Linked DNA regions of Homo sapiens: region 2 is linked to region 1. Evidence: read pairs that join two places in POLR2A ChIA-PET (ENCODE). Cell type or tissue: A673. All regions are shown on one strand.

The links. ChIA-PET counts read pairs that join two places held together with the same protein. Peaks named below come from ENCODE experiments on the same cell type or tissue, not always from the same donor. Only the 100,000 strongest peaks of a DNase experiment are listed, where the experiment ranks them.
Region 2: POLR2A ChIA-PET joins it to region 1 with 10 read pairs; 1 of 35 experiments calls an interaction of 5 or more read pairs at or near these places.

The regions. Positions count from the first base shown.
Region 1 is chr7:76,231,551-76,239,550 of GRCh38, reverse strand. SRRM3 (serine/arginine repetitive matrix 3) reads right to left here. Exons shown (of 15, transcript NM_001110199.3): 2 at 4,252-4,523. The coding sequence starts at 4,484. Among named protein-coding and RNA genes, the nearest start is that of SRRM3, 34 kb to the right of the region's middle. RefSeq lists a silencer at 4,209-4,278 and an enhancer at 4,449-4,508. In A673, no CTCF peak of the experiment used is centred here; a DNase peak (open chromatin) is centred at 4,230; H3K4me3 peaks cover 500 bases.
Region 2 is chr7:75,626,035-75,634,034 of GRCh38, reverse strand. All of the region lies in intron 1 of HIP1 (huntingtin interacting protein 1), which reads left to right. Among named protein-coding and RNA genes, the nearest start is that of HIP1, 110 kb to the left of the region's middle. RefSeq lists an enhancer at 2,391-2,891. In A673, no CTCF peak of the experiment used is centred here; a DNase peak (open chromatin) is centred at 5,854.

The DNA.
Region 1 (8,000 bases):
AAAAAATTTTTTTTTGTAGGTGGATTGGCAGGGGGCTCACTATGTTGCCATGCTGGTCTCAAACTCCTGGGCTCAAGTGCTCCCTCCTCAGCCTCCCAGAGTGCTGGGATTATAGGCATGAGCCACAGCGGCTGGAATGGTAGCCTTTTGATTCCCATTTTATAGATGAGCAAACAGAACAGGGAGAGGGGAGGGAGGGCTCAAAACTCCAAGCCTAGGCTGGGTGCGGTGGTTCACACCTGTAATCCCAGCACTTTGGGAGGCCGAGGTGGGTGGATCATCTGAGGTCAGGAGTTCGAGACCAGCCTGGCCAACATGGTGAAACCCCGTTTCTACTAAAAATACAAAGAATTAGCTGGGTGTGGTGGCGTGCTCCTATAGTCCCAGCTACTCGGAAGGCTGAGGCAGGAGAATGGCTTGAACCTGGGAGGTGGAGGTTGCAGTAAGCCGAGATCGTGCCATTTCACTCCAGCCTGGGCAACAAGAGTGAAACTCCGCCTAAGGGAAAAACAAACAAAGCTCCAAGACTAGCTAGGGATGGAGCTGTGCTCTGTCGCCTCACCCAAGTCCTTACAAGAAGAGGCATGGCGTCTGGGCATGGTGGCTCATGCCTGTAATCCCAGCATTTTGGGAGGCTAAGGCAGGTGGCTTACTTGAGGTCAGGAGTTCAAGACCAGCCTGGCCAACATGGTGAAACCCCGTCTCTACTAAAAAGTACAAAAATTAGCCAGGTGTGGTGGCATGTGCCTGTAATCCCATCTACTCAGGAGGCTGAGGCAGGAGAATCACTTGAACCCAGGAGGCAGAGGTTGCAGTGAGCAGAGAACATGCCACTGCACTCCAGCCTGGGTGACACAGCGAGAATCCATCTCAAACGAAACAAACAAACTAAAAAAGAGGCATGGCAAGAAGATAAACAGGGTGGCAGGGAGGATGCTGGGGGCTGGGGTGGGAGCATCTCGTCAGAAAGGCTGGAGGCTCCGTCCCGCCCCGCGGTGATTGCAGACTGCAAGCCAAGGCTGTCTGGGAAGGTGACTCCAAGTACGCCATCAATCACCAGTGGATTAGCCAGCCAGCCATCAATATTAAGGAAAAGGATTGCTTTTTAATGAGGCCAAAGAGTGTGTGTTCCTGTGACTGATGTGAATATTTGTCAAATGCCCGAGAACCCGGTAAATAAACGGGACTGAACCAGTGTTTCTAGAAATGGATATTAATGACTCGATTTGATAAAAGAGCAGGGGTGCCTGGTGTTTGCTGGCACTTTGTGAGGACTGGCTGGGGGCTGGGCAGTCCCATGTGTGTCTTCAACGGAGGACTCTCAGAACAGCTCCAGAACACAGGTGCCCCTATTTTCCAGGTGAGTAAACCGTGGCTTGTTCAAGGTCAAGATAGGGCTGGAAGCCTGGATTTGGGAGTCTCAGAATGCCTGTCCCTGCCATGATCAAATGCCCTGCTGAGGATGGGGAGGGCAGGGGGAGGGCCATTCAAGAGCTGGTTTTTCAGAGGTGGCTCCAGGATAAGGACCACCTCAAGTGAGAGCTTGGGTGGGGGAAGGGACCCTGACTGAGCAAGTGGGGACATAGTGGGTGCTTCCCAGGGAAGCAAGGATCCTTGATGCTGGGGGTCTTACACCCAGGACGTGGCCAAATGCCATCACCTTTTGCTTGGGGAGGGGCTCAGTGAGGGAAGGTTCCTTGAAAGGGTGAAGGTCTTTGAGGGGGAGGGCTTTCAGGATGGGAAAGTACAGAGAAGAGGAGGGGACTTAGTGAAGGGAGAGGGGCTGAGGATGGGGATGGGTTCATCAAGGAGGTGGAGTTCTGGGAGGAGGAGGAGCAGGAAAGTGCAGGGAACACCTTGTCTGTCCCTGTCAACCCTCTTGTCCTCTGCCCACACTCCCCTCCCTCCTTGACTCTCCAGACAGAATTTCGCAGAATTTGCAGGTTTTGTTTGTGTGTTTGTTTTTGTTTTGTTTTGAGATGGAGTCTCCCTCCGTTGCTCAGGCTGAAGTGCAGTGGCGCAATCTTGGCTCACTGCAACCTCTGCTTCGCGGGTTCAAGCGATTCTCCTGCTTCAGCCTCCCGAGTAGCTGGGACTACAGGCGCTCGTCACCATGCCTGGCTAATTTATTTTTATTTTTATTTTGAGACGGAGTCTTGCTCTGTCACCCAGGCTGGAGTGCAGTGGCACAATCTCAGCTCAGTGCAACCTCCGCCTCCGGGTTCAAGCGATTCTCCTGCCTCAGCCTCCTGAGCAGCTGGGACTAGAGGTGCATGCCACCATGCCCGGCTAATTTTTTGTATTTTTAGTAGCGATGGGGTTTCACTGTGTTTGCCAGGATGATCTCGATCTCCTGACCTCACGATCTGCCCGCCTTGTCCTCCCATAGTGCTGTGATTGCAGGCGTGAGCCACCGCACCTGGCCTTTTAAATTTTTTTGTATTACTAGTAGAGATGGGGTTTCACCATGTTGGCAAGGCTGGTCTCGATCTCCTGACCTCAAGCGATCTGCCCACTTCGGCCTCCCAAAGTGCCGGGAGCCACGTGAGCTGGTACAGCCGTGAGCCACCGAATCTGGCTGGATTTGCCGGTTTAATTCACGACCTGAGGTTCTCACTGTAGGAGATGCTCCCCACCTCGCCCCTCCTTGCCCCTGCCCCTTGAGATCTCATTCCCTCTTCCGGTACCCACAGCTCATCAACATGTTCCCTTGCCAGCTGGAACCTCCTTTGTGTGTGTCCTCAGCATCCTGCCATCCATCCATCCATCCCTCTCTGCAAGGGGCCTCCTCCCCGCTACCTGGTCCTCTGGGTGAGGTGAGCATCAGGTCCCCATTACCCCTTCTTCTCCCTACAAGCAGCCTTGCCTGGCAGCCAGCAGGGCTCTTGATCCTGGCTCCGCCTTGGCCCCCCGCCTTCCGGATGGCCTTCAGCAACTCGCTGTCTCTGCCTAAGCCTGGGGGTCTTCCTAAGCTCCTCAGAGATGGTGGCCCCTGTCTAAGGGAGCCCAGGAGGCCTGGGGTGGACAAAGGTGTGGCTTGGAAGGACTGAAGGACACAGGCTGTGTCTGGCCCCATGTGGCTCCAGGCTCCAGCTCCCCGCCCCCCCACCCCGTGTAGGGAATTTCCGATTTCTCAGCTCACTGACAGTGCAAGTCTGATGGGCAGTCCCTGCTCCTGACTTTGACCCCTTCAGCAGCCAGCCCACTAGTTTCTTTCTTTCTTTTCTTTTTTTTTTTTTTTGAGACGGAGTTTTGCTCTTGTTGCCCAGGCTGGAGTGCAATGTCTCGATCTCAGCTCACTGCAACCTCCACCTCCCGGTTCAAGCGATTCTCCTGCTTCAGTCTCCCAAGTAGCTGGGATTACAGGCATGTGCCACTACGCCAGGCTAATTTTGTATTTTCAGTAAAGACGGGGTTTCTCCATGTTGGTCAGGCTGGTCTCGAATTCCCAACCTTGTGATCCACCCGCCTCGGCCTCCCAAAGTGCTGAGATTACAGGCGTGAGCCACCGCGCCCGGCCTTTTTTTTTTTTTTTTTTTTTTTTTGAGACAGAATCTCGATCTGTTGCCCAGGCTGGAGTGCAGTGGCCGGATCTCGGCTCACTGCAACCTCCGCCTCCTGGGTTCAAGAAATTCTCCTGCCTCAGCTTCCCGAGTAGCTGGGATTACAGGCACGCGTCACCACGCCTGGCTAATTTTTGTATTTTTAGTAGAGACGGATTTTCACCATGTTGGCCAGGCTGATCTCAAACTCCTGACCTCAGGTGATCCACCTGCCTAGGCCCCCCAAAGTTCTGGGATTACAGGTGTAAGACACCGCGCCCAGCTAAATTTTTTTTTGTATTTTTCATAGAGACGGGGTTTCACCATGTTAGGCAGGCTGATCTCGAATTCCTGACCTCAAATAATCCGCTCGCCTCGGCCTTTCAAAGTGCTGGAATCACAGGTGTGAGCCATCACTTTGCCATTAAAGGTAATGGCAAAAACCGTGATTACTTTTGCAACAACCTAATACATAAATGAAAGATGAGCTGGACTTGCCATGGCTTCACCCCAACTGGTCTGAACTCTGGCTTCTTGTCTGGACAAGGCTCTTGGGTTCCCACAGTCGCCCGACTCCGCCCTAATAGCCCCTAGCCCCGCCCTTCTCCCCGCCCACGACGTTCGCCACGCCCACGTGCAGCATCACTCGCTTCTCCCACCCTCGCCCCGCCTATCTCCCCACCCCAGTCCCGCCCCGCGGCCTGCTCACCCCTGCTCCTCCATCATCTCCTGCAGCTCCATGCACTTGAGCTCCACCCGCCGCTTGCGCTCGTGGTCCAGGATCTCGCGGTGCGCGCGCTTCACCAGGCCCGGCTCCGCGGCGCGCAGCTCCTCTTCCGCCCGCGGCCAGGTCCCCGAGGAGGAGCTGGGCTGCGGGAAGCCGTTCGCGGCGTCGGGTGTGGACTGCATGCTGGCCGCCCCGTTGTTCACGGTGGAGGACATCGTGGCTGGCCCTGGAGCCGCTGGCCTGGGCCGCTGGCCCTGAGGGACAGACACAGACACGAGGCGGGATGGTCACTTCTTCGCCACCTGTTAAGCTCCTCTCTGCTGGAGTTAATCCTGGAGATTTAAGGGCACACTCATGGCTCTAATCCGCTTCCTTTCCTGGTGCAGAGGGAAGCGGACGGCTGGTTTGCACCTTTGGGTCACACCTCAGGGCACGAGTGGGTTGGACACTGGGCTTTTTCCATCTGTAAGGTGGGTGGATGCAGGCCAGACTGGATGGCCTCTAAGAGCCATTGGCTGGGAATCGTGTCACCTCCAGGAACTACCGAGGACCATCCTCTCTGGCTTGCACGAATGCTTGGGCCAGACATCCCAGCGCCCGCTTGCACACATCATTAACTCCCCAGTCATATTTCTCCTTTAGGCTCAGTTGAAACTGTTTACGCACACACCAGGCCCACTATCCTGGCTCTGTCCAGTGGCACACAGATTACATGTGTTCCTACCTCCCAGTCTGCTCCCAGGGCAGCCCTACAGAGAGGGGAAGATGGAAGCCTACTCTATTCCCACCCCAGAGGCAGATTTTAGCTCTCTGTTTGATCTGGCCAACTTCTCCAAAGCCAACATTCCAGATAAGCGGGGCTCACCCAGATTGGGCCCACAAGACTATCCCCTCCTTTGTTCTGGAAACACTGCTTCTGATGACGTGACCAAAGCTGACACTGACATTAGCTTTCCAGGCAGCCACGTCCTCCTGTAGGCTCGGGGTGGGGTGGGAGTCAACTTGGCTTGGAGCTAAGAATCCCTGACTCCATGCTAGGCCCTCCAAAGTAGAGCAGACACACACACACACACACACACACACACACTCCAAGGACTTCTATCTTAACAGAGGGGAGGCACCTCTTGAGCTATTTCCATTTCCTTTCTCCAAGGATCTGCTAGTTGCTAAGCAACAGGGAGGCCTCATTCCCAGGGAGTGGGGTGGGAGGGAGGGAAAGGAAGGAGGGAGGGAGGAAAAGAAGGGATTGGGTATGCCTGGACATCTTGGATCGGGCCTTCCCTGTGACACTTCTCCCCCAACACACCCTCCCCTCTCTGGCCTCAGAGTGATGGGATGGGGGTGGGAGTGTTCAGAGCCACAGAAACTGGAAGGCAGAGAAGAGAGAGGGACTGTGACAGCTACAGGAGGCTCTGAAGGGGACAGAGTGACAGGAGGCAACAGCGGTGATGAAAACATAAGCTCTTCTCATATGTCCTTCCCCCTGAGTCCCAAGTGCATGGGTTCTAGGCTGCGCTTCTCCACTCCTTGCTGTGTGACCCTGAAGATGTCACTACCCCTCTCTGAGCCTCTGATTTCCACCTGTTCCTGGGAGCATCTGCCAGAGTCTTCTGGAGAGGGGAGTGCCTGGGGACTCAGAGACCAAAGCTGTTCTTCTAACCCCTCTTTTCCACTCCCACACCTGCTGGCTTCCCGCCTCTGTCCCGAGACCAGCCCTATACCCCAGTTCCACCAGGGGTTTTCCCAGGACACTCCACAAGAATCACCCACCATGCCCCAAACAGAGCTCCGGGTGCCCTGCTCCCCACCCACCTCGGCTGCAGTGCTTGGCTCATGGGTGACCCCTCTATCTGTTGGTCATCTGAGCCAGGGACATGTGTGGAGCTTGGAGACCCCTATTGACCTGACCCACAACAGTTCACCTGTCATCAAGTTGGGTCCCTCATCCCTTCTTCTTTGTTCATTTTTTGAGACAGGGTCTCACTCTATCACCCAGGCTGGAGTGCAGTGGCACAGTCATAGCTCACTGCAGCCTTGAACTCCTGAGCTCAAGCGATATCCTCCCACCTCAGTCTCCCCAGTAGCTGGAACTACAGGCATGTGCCACCATACCCAGCTAATTAAAACAAAGAATTTTTTTTTGTAGAGTCACGTTCTTGTTATTTTGCCCAGGGTGGTCTTGAATTCCTGGCTTCAAACAATCCTTCCACTTTGGCCTCCCAAAGTACTGAGATTACAGGCGTGAGCCACCGCGCCCAGCCCCATCCCTTCTTCTCAACATCGCTCACATTTATCCACTTCCTCTCCTCCCCTGTTACCACGTGGACCCAAGCTCCTCCCTCCATGCAGGTCCACTGCCTCTCTGTGGTTGCCTGGCCTCCCTGCTCCCAGACCTTCATCCTCCATTGGCAACTTGGCAGACGGGTCCAGGAGCAAATTAGACCATGTCATGCCCTGGTTAGCAGCCTCCCGTGACTCTTGTTACCTTGGCTTAAAGCCGTAACATGGCCCTGCCTCCTGGTCCAGCCCCGTCTCCACCACTCCGCACCACACACATCCTCCTCTACCTCTCTTGGCTCCAGGCCCTTTCCTGGGATACTCTTCATTCCTAGTTGTCCTCAAAGTCACCGCTCATAGGCATTATCACCTTCCGGAAGCCTTCCTTTCCCCTCTGGCTGGTGTCACCCTCCCAGAGCTCTTTTTTTTTTTGGAGAAGGAGTCTCACTCTGTCACCCAGGCTGGAGTGCAGTGGTGCAATCTTGACTCACTGCAACCTCCACCTCCTGGGTTCAAGTGATTCTCCCGCCTCAGCCTCCTGAGTAGCTGGGATTACAGGCGCCTGCCACCTTGCCCGGCTAATTTTTGTATTTTTAGTAGAAATGGGGTTTCACCATGTTGCCCAGGCTGGTCTTGAACTCTGACCTCAAGTGATCTGCCCTCCTCGTGGCCAGGCTGGTCTTGAACTCCTGACCTCAGGCGATCTGCCCTCCCAAAGTGCTGGGATTACAGGCATGAGCCACCACTCCTGGCCTTACCTCCCAGAGTTCTCGCTGTTGTTGCTGTGGGTTCAAAGGTCTGGCTCCCCCTGGGCTGAGGGCAGCTTAGCTTTCAACTCCTAGCTCCAGCTAAGCGCCTAGTGCATGTGAAGCTCAATGCGCCCGGGGCTGAACAAAGACGTGACAACAGGAGGCAAGAGAGAGGAATACATGGCATGGTCCTTGATACGGCCTGCAAGACCCCTTTGCATTCTGTCGAATGCTATCTTGCAACTTCATCCCATGCTGCACCCCATCCTGCAACCAACACCCAGCCTCTTAGCCTTGGTCCTCATCCCCCAAATGCATGCCCTTACTTCCTCCTTTGTGCCTTTGCCTATGTGTTTCCCCTCCGCTGGAGTCCTGTTTCCCCTTTTCTTCACCTAGGGAACTTCAACTCATCCCTCAGGGCCCAGCCCAAAAATCACCTCCTCTGGGAATCTTCCGCTCTTCCAGGAAGGATGAGTCATTCCTTCTTTGTGCTTCCGCATCTTTTGTCCACACTTTTTAAATGCGATATTTAGATACCGAGATTCAGTTGGCTGTTTGCTTGTAACTCCTATTCTAAACTGTGAGCCCTTTTAGGGGAGGGAACCGTCCTTTCATTCTGGCTCGTTAGAGCCTACCCCAGCACCAGGCAATGCAAGAGGCGCGCTGAAGGTGTGGAGAGAGCGCGAAGGCGCGGGTGAGAGCCCT
Region 2 (8,000 bases), 610 kb after region 1:
ATTCTCCCACCTCAGCCTCCCAAATTGCTGGGATTACAGGTGTGAGCCACTGTGCCCTGCTCCCTATAGCCCTATAGCTGTTTTTAAAATTCAGGAGTTTCTTCCTGAATCTCACTGCTTCCTCAAATTTGAGACACCTGACTTACCCAGCAGGCCGATGAGAGGGGTGGAAAGAAGGTATTTCAGATGTTCTGAGTAAATGATATTGATGGCAGAGCGGAAAAGACTTCTGGTCAACCTGTTGTTGCTGCTGGTATCACATGTATTTGCTGGGTTGGAGGAGGGATGTGGTAGAAGTTAAATGCCCAACTGGAGAGATCGCTGTGCAAAATGATGCCAAGGACTGATGGGTGACCTGCCCAGCAAACAGAGCAGCGTTTTCAGCCCTGGGCCACAAAATCCATTTAGTGGGTTTCAGCCAGCATATGAAAGAGTGAAATAGGCCAGGTGCGCGGTGGCTCACGCTTGTAATCCCAGCACTTTGAGAGGCCAAGGCGGGAGGATCAACTAAGGTCAGGAGTTAGAGACCAGTCTGGCTAACATGGTGAAACCCATCTCTACTAAAAATACAAAAATTAGCCAGGTGAGGCAGCACACGCCTGTAATCCCAGCTGCTCGGGAGGCTGAGGCAGGAGAATTGCTTGAACCCGGGAAGCAGAGGTTGCAGTAAGCTGAGATCGCACCACTGCACTCCAGCCTGGGCAACAGAGCAAGAGACCATCTCAAAAAAATAAAAACACGAGTGAAATAGATGAGAAAACATCCAGGTATATTCCATGTGAGAGGGTAAGCATTAGATCATGAAACTGATTTTGGTTGTATCTTATGCATGCACATGAGTAAGTACTGGGTGGCCCTGTAAAATGTATTTTTTTTTTCTTCAACTTTTAAGTTCAGGGGTACATGTGCAGGTCTGTGACATAGGTAAACACGTGCCATGCTGGTTTGCTGCACAGATCAACCCATCACCTACGTGTTAAGCCCAACATCCATTAGATATTCCTCCTGATGCTCTCCCTCCCCACCCTCTGACAGACCCCAGTGTGCATTATTCCCTGCCACGTGTCCATGTGTTCTCATCACTCAGGTCCTACTTATAAGTGAGAACATGCGGTGTTTCGTTTTCTGTTCCTGTGTCATTTTGCTGAGGATAACAGCTTCCAGCTCCATCCATGTCCCTGCAAAGGACATAATCTTGTTCCTTTTTATGGCTGCAGAGTATTCCATGGTGTATGTGTACCACAGTAAAATGTGTTTTTTACTACGGTCAGTTGCATAGTCCATTTGCGCTGCTTTAACAATATCTGAGACCTGGTAATTTGTAAAGAATGGAAATTGGCCAGGCACAGTGGCTCACACCTGTAATCCCAGCACTTTGGGAGGTTGAGGCAGGAGGATCGCTTGAGCCTAAGAGTTTGAGACCAGCCTGGGCAACATAGTGAGACCCTGTCTCTACAAAAAAAAAAAAAAAAAGAAAAAATTAGCCAGGCATGGTGGTGTGCGCCTGTAATCTCAGCTACTCGGGAGGCTGAGCCCAAAAGGTCAGGGCTGCCGTGAGCTATGATAACACCACTGCACTCCAGCCTGGGTGGCAGAGTGAGACCTTTTCTCTAAAAAAAATTGCTTAGGAGAAAAGAATTTTTGGTTTACCATTTGTGGATTACTATCTTTCATCGTCACTGATCACTAAGATTTTATCTCACCAAGATGAGGTTCCATTCAATTCACTCACATACTGAATACCCCCTTTTTACGTAGGCCCCTGGGTGAGGACGTTAAGATATGAAAGGATCCAGGGCTGAGGATGGCTGAGTCCTTGTCTGTCGAAAAGGCTTACAGAGTTGAAAGAGAGATTTCCTTGAAATGCACCAAGGGCGACCACGCATCAATAGACATTTGCAATTGACAGAACAATCTCACCTGGATTATTTTCTTCCTCACAGCGGCCTTGTGAAGCAGGATTTAGTGTCCTACGAGCACCTGTCTTCGGAGGCCCCTCCGAGTTGCACTTCTGGTCAGGGGCTAAGTCCAGATGCAAACATGGGTTTTAAGACAGCCCCTCCCACAGTGCTTTTCTGCCCCCATCACACTATCTCTCCCTCCCACTTCCCCATTTCCTGCCGTCTTTCCCCTACTCCAATCTCCCCCACAACACACGCGCAGCTGGGTGAGTTTCTTGAAGCTCAAGTCCAAGTGCTGTTTCCCCTCCACCTTTGTCTCCCTTCTTGCCCAGAGAGGTCCCAGTTCAAACCCAGGACAGGCACGTAGTCTCACACCTGCCCCTGAGCCAAAGGTTTCCATAATCGGAGAAGATTCCCCCTGCTCCGGAGCCCCAAATAAATTAATCCATGGGTCATTCAAGAAAAAATAAATAAATTCCCCATGTGTCCTTTAGATTCCCTAAAGTCCTAATGCATCTTTAATTTGGAGGAGGTTCCTGTGGGCAGGTAGAGAGGGGTCAGGGTGGGAGGCATATTTGTAAATGGGAATGGTTGAGTGAGTGGGATCCCAGCCAGACTCCACAGCCCTGTCCCCTGTGCACAGAGGATTAAGGGAGGCTCGTCTGCATCCTGAGGCTGCTCCAGATGCTGAGCCTGGGCTTTGGAATCACAGAGGCTAAGGTCCCGTTGCTACCACTTGCCGACTCTCAGATCGTAGACAAGTTAGTTGATCTCCTCATACTGTTTCCTCGCTTCTAAGGCAGGTTGGTGTCTGCAGACTTGCAGCACTGTCAAGATGCTCACTTAAAGTACTTGACACAAGCCAGGCATGGTGGCTTATGCCTGTAATCCCAGTGCTTTGGGAGGCTAAGGCGGGAGGATCACTTGAGCCCAGGAGTTCAAGACCAGCCTGGGAAAAATAGCAAGATCCTATCTCTACTAAAAAAAAAAAAATTTAAAAAACAAATTATCTGGGTTTGGTCGCATGAGCCTGTGGTCTCAGCTACTAGGGATCCTCCCAGCTGAGGCAGGTGGATCACTTGAGCCCAAGAGTTCAAGGCTGCAGTGAGATGTGATTGCACCACTGCACTCCAGCCTGGGTGACAGAGCAGGACCCTGTCTAAAAAAATAAGATAAAATACAAAATACAGTACTTGGCACATAGGAGGGGCTTAGTAAACCATGGCTATCATTAGAAATATGTTTGCTCTTTCATTTAGGCTACAAATAAAATCTGAAAACTTCAGGGAAAGAGGGGAGCATTGCTTCTTGCAGAATGATCACTGCTGGGTGAGCTCAGTCTGCCGGGGCAATCAGACCTGTTAGTAGTTGCAATACATGTGGTGCAATGCACAAAGGATGGGGCATGTGTCAGCCTGGAGAAGGTGGGGTTAACCAGCCGGCAACTTAAGGAAGGGTATCATTAAGAAAACTGGGGACAGAGGGGAAGAAGATCCCCTGGAAGGAGGAAAATAAGGGTATTTCAGGCACGCTAAAAGGGTAAGGTCATGAAACCACAGGATTTGTTCAGAAACTACCTCTGGTCGATGCTTGAAAAGTAGGCACACTCCCTATCTCTGTGGGCTAACAAAGTTTCCAGGATACAGAACACAAATCTTTTTTTTTTTTTTTTTTTGAGGTGGATCTCGGTCTATCCTCCATGCTGGAGTGCAGTGGTGTAGTCACAGCTCACTGCAGCCTCAAACCTCTCAGGCTCAAGTGATTCTCCCACCTCAGCCTCCCGAGTAGTTGGGACTACAGGTGCACACCACCATACCTGGCTGATTTTTGTATGTTTTGTAGAGACGGAGTTTCACCTTGTTGCCTAGGCTTGTCTTGAATCCCTGAGCTCAAGAGATATGCCCGCCTTGGTCTCCCAAAGTGCTGAGATTATAGGCATGAGCCACTGTGCTGGCTTTTTTTCCTTTTCAGAGAGAAGGTCTCACTCTATCCCTGAGGCTGGAATGCAGTGGTGCAATTCCAGTTCCAGTTCACTGCAGCCTCAACCTCCCAGGCTCAGGTGATCCTCCCACCTCAGCCTCCCAAGTAGCTGGGACTACAGGTGCATGCCACCATGCCCAGCAATTTTTAACTTTTTTGCAGAGACAGGATTTTGCTATGTTTCCCTGGCTGGTTTTGAACTGCTGGCCTCAAGCAATACTCCTGCCTCGGCCTCCCAACTTGGCCTCCCAAAGCTGAATCTTTTTACACCTCAGTGATACCTGGAAGAGCTGTGCTTTAAGAAGGGGAGCAGGCCGGGCGCAGTGGCTCACACCTATAATTCCAGCAATTTGGGAGGCCGAGGCGGGAGGATCACCTGAGGTCGGGAGTTTGAGACCATCCTGACCAACATGGAGAAAACCCGTCTCTACTAAAAATACAAAATTAGCTGGGCGTGGTGGCTCACGCCTGTAATCCCAGCTATTCAGGAGGCTGAGGCACGAGAATCGCCTGAACCTGGGAGGCGGAGGTTGCAGTGAGCCAAGATTGCAGCACTGCACTGCAGCCTGGGCGACAGAGCAAGACTCCATCTCAAAAAAAAAAAAAAGAAAAGCGGGGGAGCCGCAATTGAAGGAAATACAGGATGCACAATGGGTGCTGAATGCATGAATGATTAAAAGACAAAAGAAGACATTCCAGTTGAGAGAGAGGTGCTGCACACAGGCTGAACATACAACCCTGGGGAATGAATGTTGAGTAGGTTTGTTAGGAGCGGGGCCAGAGGAATGGAGAGGAGGAGTGGGCACAGGTGTGAGGGCCTGTGTTAAAAATAACCAGCAAGTCTCTAGTAGAGCCAGTAAGCGGGGCTGCCTCCACTTGACAATCAGACGTGGATATGCTATTCTGGCCAACGGGTTTACGCTGCCTACTGCTACCCGGGCCTGGAGATGGCTCTCACTGGTACCAGGATAAGTGTGGGAGTTGCAAACCGTGGGTTGGGCAAAGTTTTTTTGAAATGAACATTTCATTAACTTTCTATCTTAACCTCTCTTTGGAGGACTCAGTTCAGCCTCGTATTCTGGGACCTAAAATAACTTTTTCTTGCTGGATTTTTCTCAGGCTAGGAAGAAGTCTTACAAAATCACTGCCTCCCTACTCCCCCTAGCTCAAGATCATGTCACCAGCCCCAGTGCTGGGTAGGGATGTTTCTAATGGTTACAACCAGGGTCCTGGCTATTGTCTTTTTTGCCCTGTATATGTGAAGATTGTCCCCTGAGTCAGCAGACACTGAGGACCCACCCAGACCTCATGCCAGGTGTAGATAATGTAAGAGAGAAAGTGATCCTTTGATGGCTTCTTCCTTAAAAGAGGTACAGGCCGCATGCAGTGGCTCATACCTGCAATCCCGGCCCTTTGGGAGGCCAAGGCAGGTGGATCACTTGAGGTCAGGAATTTGAAACCAGCTCAGCCAACATGGTGAAACCCCGTCTCTACTAAAAATACAAAAATTAGCCGGGTGCGGCAGCACGTGCCTGTAATCCCAGCTACTTGGAAGGCTGAGGCACGAGAATCACTTGAACCCGGGAGGCAGAGGTTGGAGTGAGCCGAGATTGTGCCACTACAGTCTGGCCTGGGTGACAGAGCAAGACTCTGTCTCAAAAAAAAAAAAAAAAAAAAAGAGGTACAGGAGATAAAATTATAATATTAGATTAATGTTAATAATCACAATAGTGTGATTGGTACAATATGAGAGATTTAAGGAAAGTTCTATAGACATTCAGAGGCAAGATGACTAATTCTGCCAAATGGTACAGGAAGTGGGGTGGGGAAGGTGACATTTCATTTATTCATTTATTCAGAAAAGATTTATAGAGTGTCTTCCATATGCCAGGTGCTGTTCCAAGCACTTGGGATACTTCACTGAACCAAACAAAGATTCCTGCCTTGTGGAGCTGAGCTCCTGCAGGGACTGAGGGGATGAGTCATAGATAATAGCAATAAATGTAAATGAGAAAATTTTGTAGGCTGTTGGAAGGTGGTAAATGATCCAGGAAATGGGGTTAGATGCAGAAATGGCTGCACTGTTCTAAATATGCTTGGATAAGAATTGTGAAAGAGGAGTGAGCACATTCATTCCTAGCAGGGGATTTTCCTTGGCTGCCAGGGAACTCTGGAACCCCTGTTCATGGTGTGTACTTGGCTTACAGTCTGGCTGAAATCCTGGACTCCAGATTTAGCTCATGGCTCATTGCTGAGAGTTGTCTGAGTCTAAACCTCAGGGCCCTTTCCCTGTGCCCAGCTCCCCTTGACCATCATCCTGAGGTCTACTCAACTGTGGATCCAGCCGTCAGCCAGAGGGTCTACAGAGCACTGAACACTCATCCACTTCTGCCAGATTTTCTAGTAGTTGGAGGGAAGATGCTGCCTCTTATATCCAACAAATCTCCAGTAAGGGAGGCAAGGTCAAATGGGCAGTTCTCTGGCCATGGCCCTGGGTGTGGACTTGATGCTACCCACAATAAACAAGGCCCTCTCAGCCCTACCCAAGTAACATCAACTGGAACAAGGCTGGAGGTGACAGAGCACCGTGTCTCATGCAATTCTCAGAAAAGTGTGATTCCTATTTTCATGTTCAAGCTGGAGAAACTGAGGCTCAGAGAAGTCAAATCTCAAAGGGCCCCTCACTTTGATCTAGGAACAGTATTTCAGAGTGGTCAAGGCCTTGGGTCCTGGGGTTCAAAATCTGTCTCTACCACTTACCTGGGCAGGTTACTGGGTTCTTTATTCTATAGAGATTTAAGGAAACTCCTATAGAAACTAAGTAGGAATGATTGATTCTGCCAAGTGGTGTAGGAAGTGGGGTGGAGAAAGTGACCATTCATTCATTTATTTGGAAAAGGTTTATAGAGTGCCCTTGATATGCCATGTGCTGTTCTAAGCACTTGCTTCATTGAAGTACACACTTTGGCTTCTCTGTCCCCGAGGAGAGATAGCCTTGAGTGCACTGGACCCTGATGCTGTAGTTTGCCGGGCTGGGGCTCCTGCACACTGAGTACATTTTAATACCACATAGCTGAGGTCATCAGCACCAGCAGTAAGGAAACAGGTAATCCACAGAAATGTTAAACTTCTGCCACTTTTCAGAAAATATGAAAAGGTATAAAGAAAATAAAGATCAAATATTTTTCCACCATCTAAAACTACTGTTAACAATTTAGTGTAGGTTCTTACAGACTTTTCTGTGTGTGTGTGTGTGTGTGTGTGTGTTTGTGTGCATGCACTAGGTTGAACCTTATGAAATTGCCTTTTATATAAGTCAAAAACAGCCAAATTTTCATTTGATTCAATCAAACACAAGCATGTACACACAGACAAATACACACATATTTAAACAAAATGGGGCCATACCATAATACGGTTTTGTAGACTTTAATTTTTGTTTTCACCATGCTGGAGATCTAGAAATAATATATCACAGTGGTCCAGGCCATCCATGGGTTCTGGGTTCATGGGTTCAAAACCAGTTTCCACTGTGTGCTTACCTGGGTGGGCTACTGAGGTCTCCCTTTGCCAGGCTTTCCCTCTTGTACAGTGGGGATAGGCATATTACCTTCCATACCGGGTTGTGGTGAGGGCAGATGAATTACCACATATAAAGTGTTTAGACCAATGCCTTGACATGTATCATTCAGTCAATGTTAGTATCACTATAATTCCAGATGACCAGGGGGCGATGTATCATTTCATTGTGATCTGTCCTCTATTAATAACATTTTCCACTATTGGGGTGAAATCCTTGTGCATTCACCTAAGTATATGTATCCATTGGCTTACTTACTCTTTAAGGACTTAGGCTTTGAGGTTTTAGCTTTCAAGAATTCTTTTTGCTAATGTGTTTCAAGCTGGGTAGTAAGTACAGGGGAAGTTTCCTTGGGCGGCTGCCCTATGGCTCTATAAATTAGGCTTCCAGGTCATGGCCCTGGTCTTAGTCCATTCTTGCTGCTATAACAAAATACCATAGACTGGGTCTATAAACAATAGAAGCTTATTTCTCACAGTTCTGGGGGCTGGGAAGTCCAACATCACAGCGCCACCAGATTCAGTGACTGGCAAGAACCT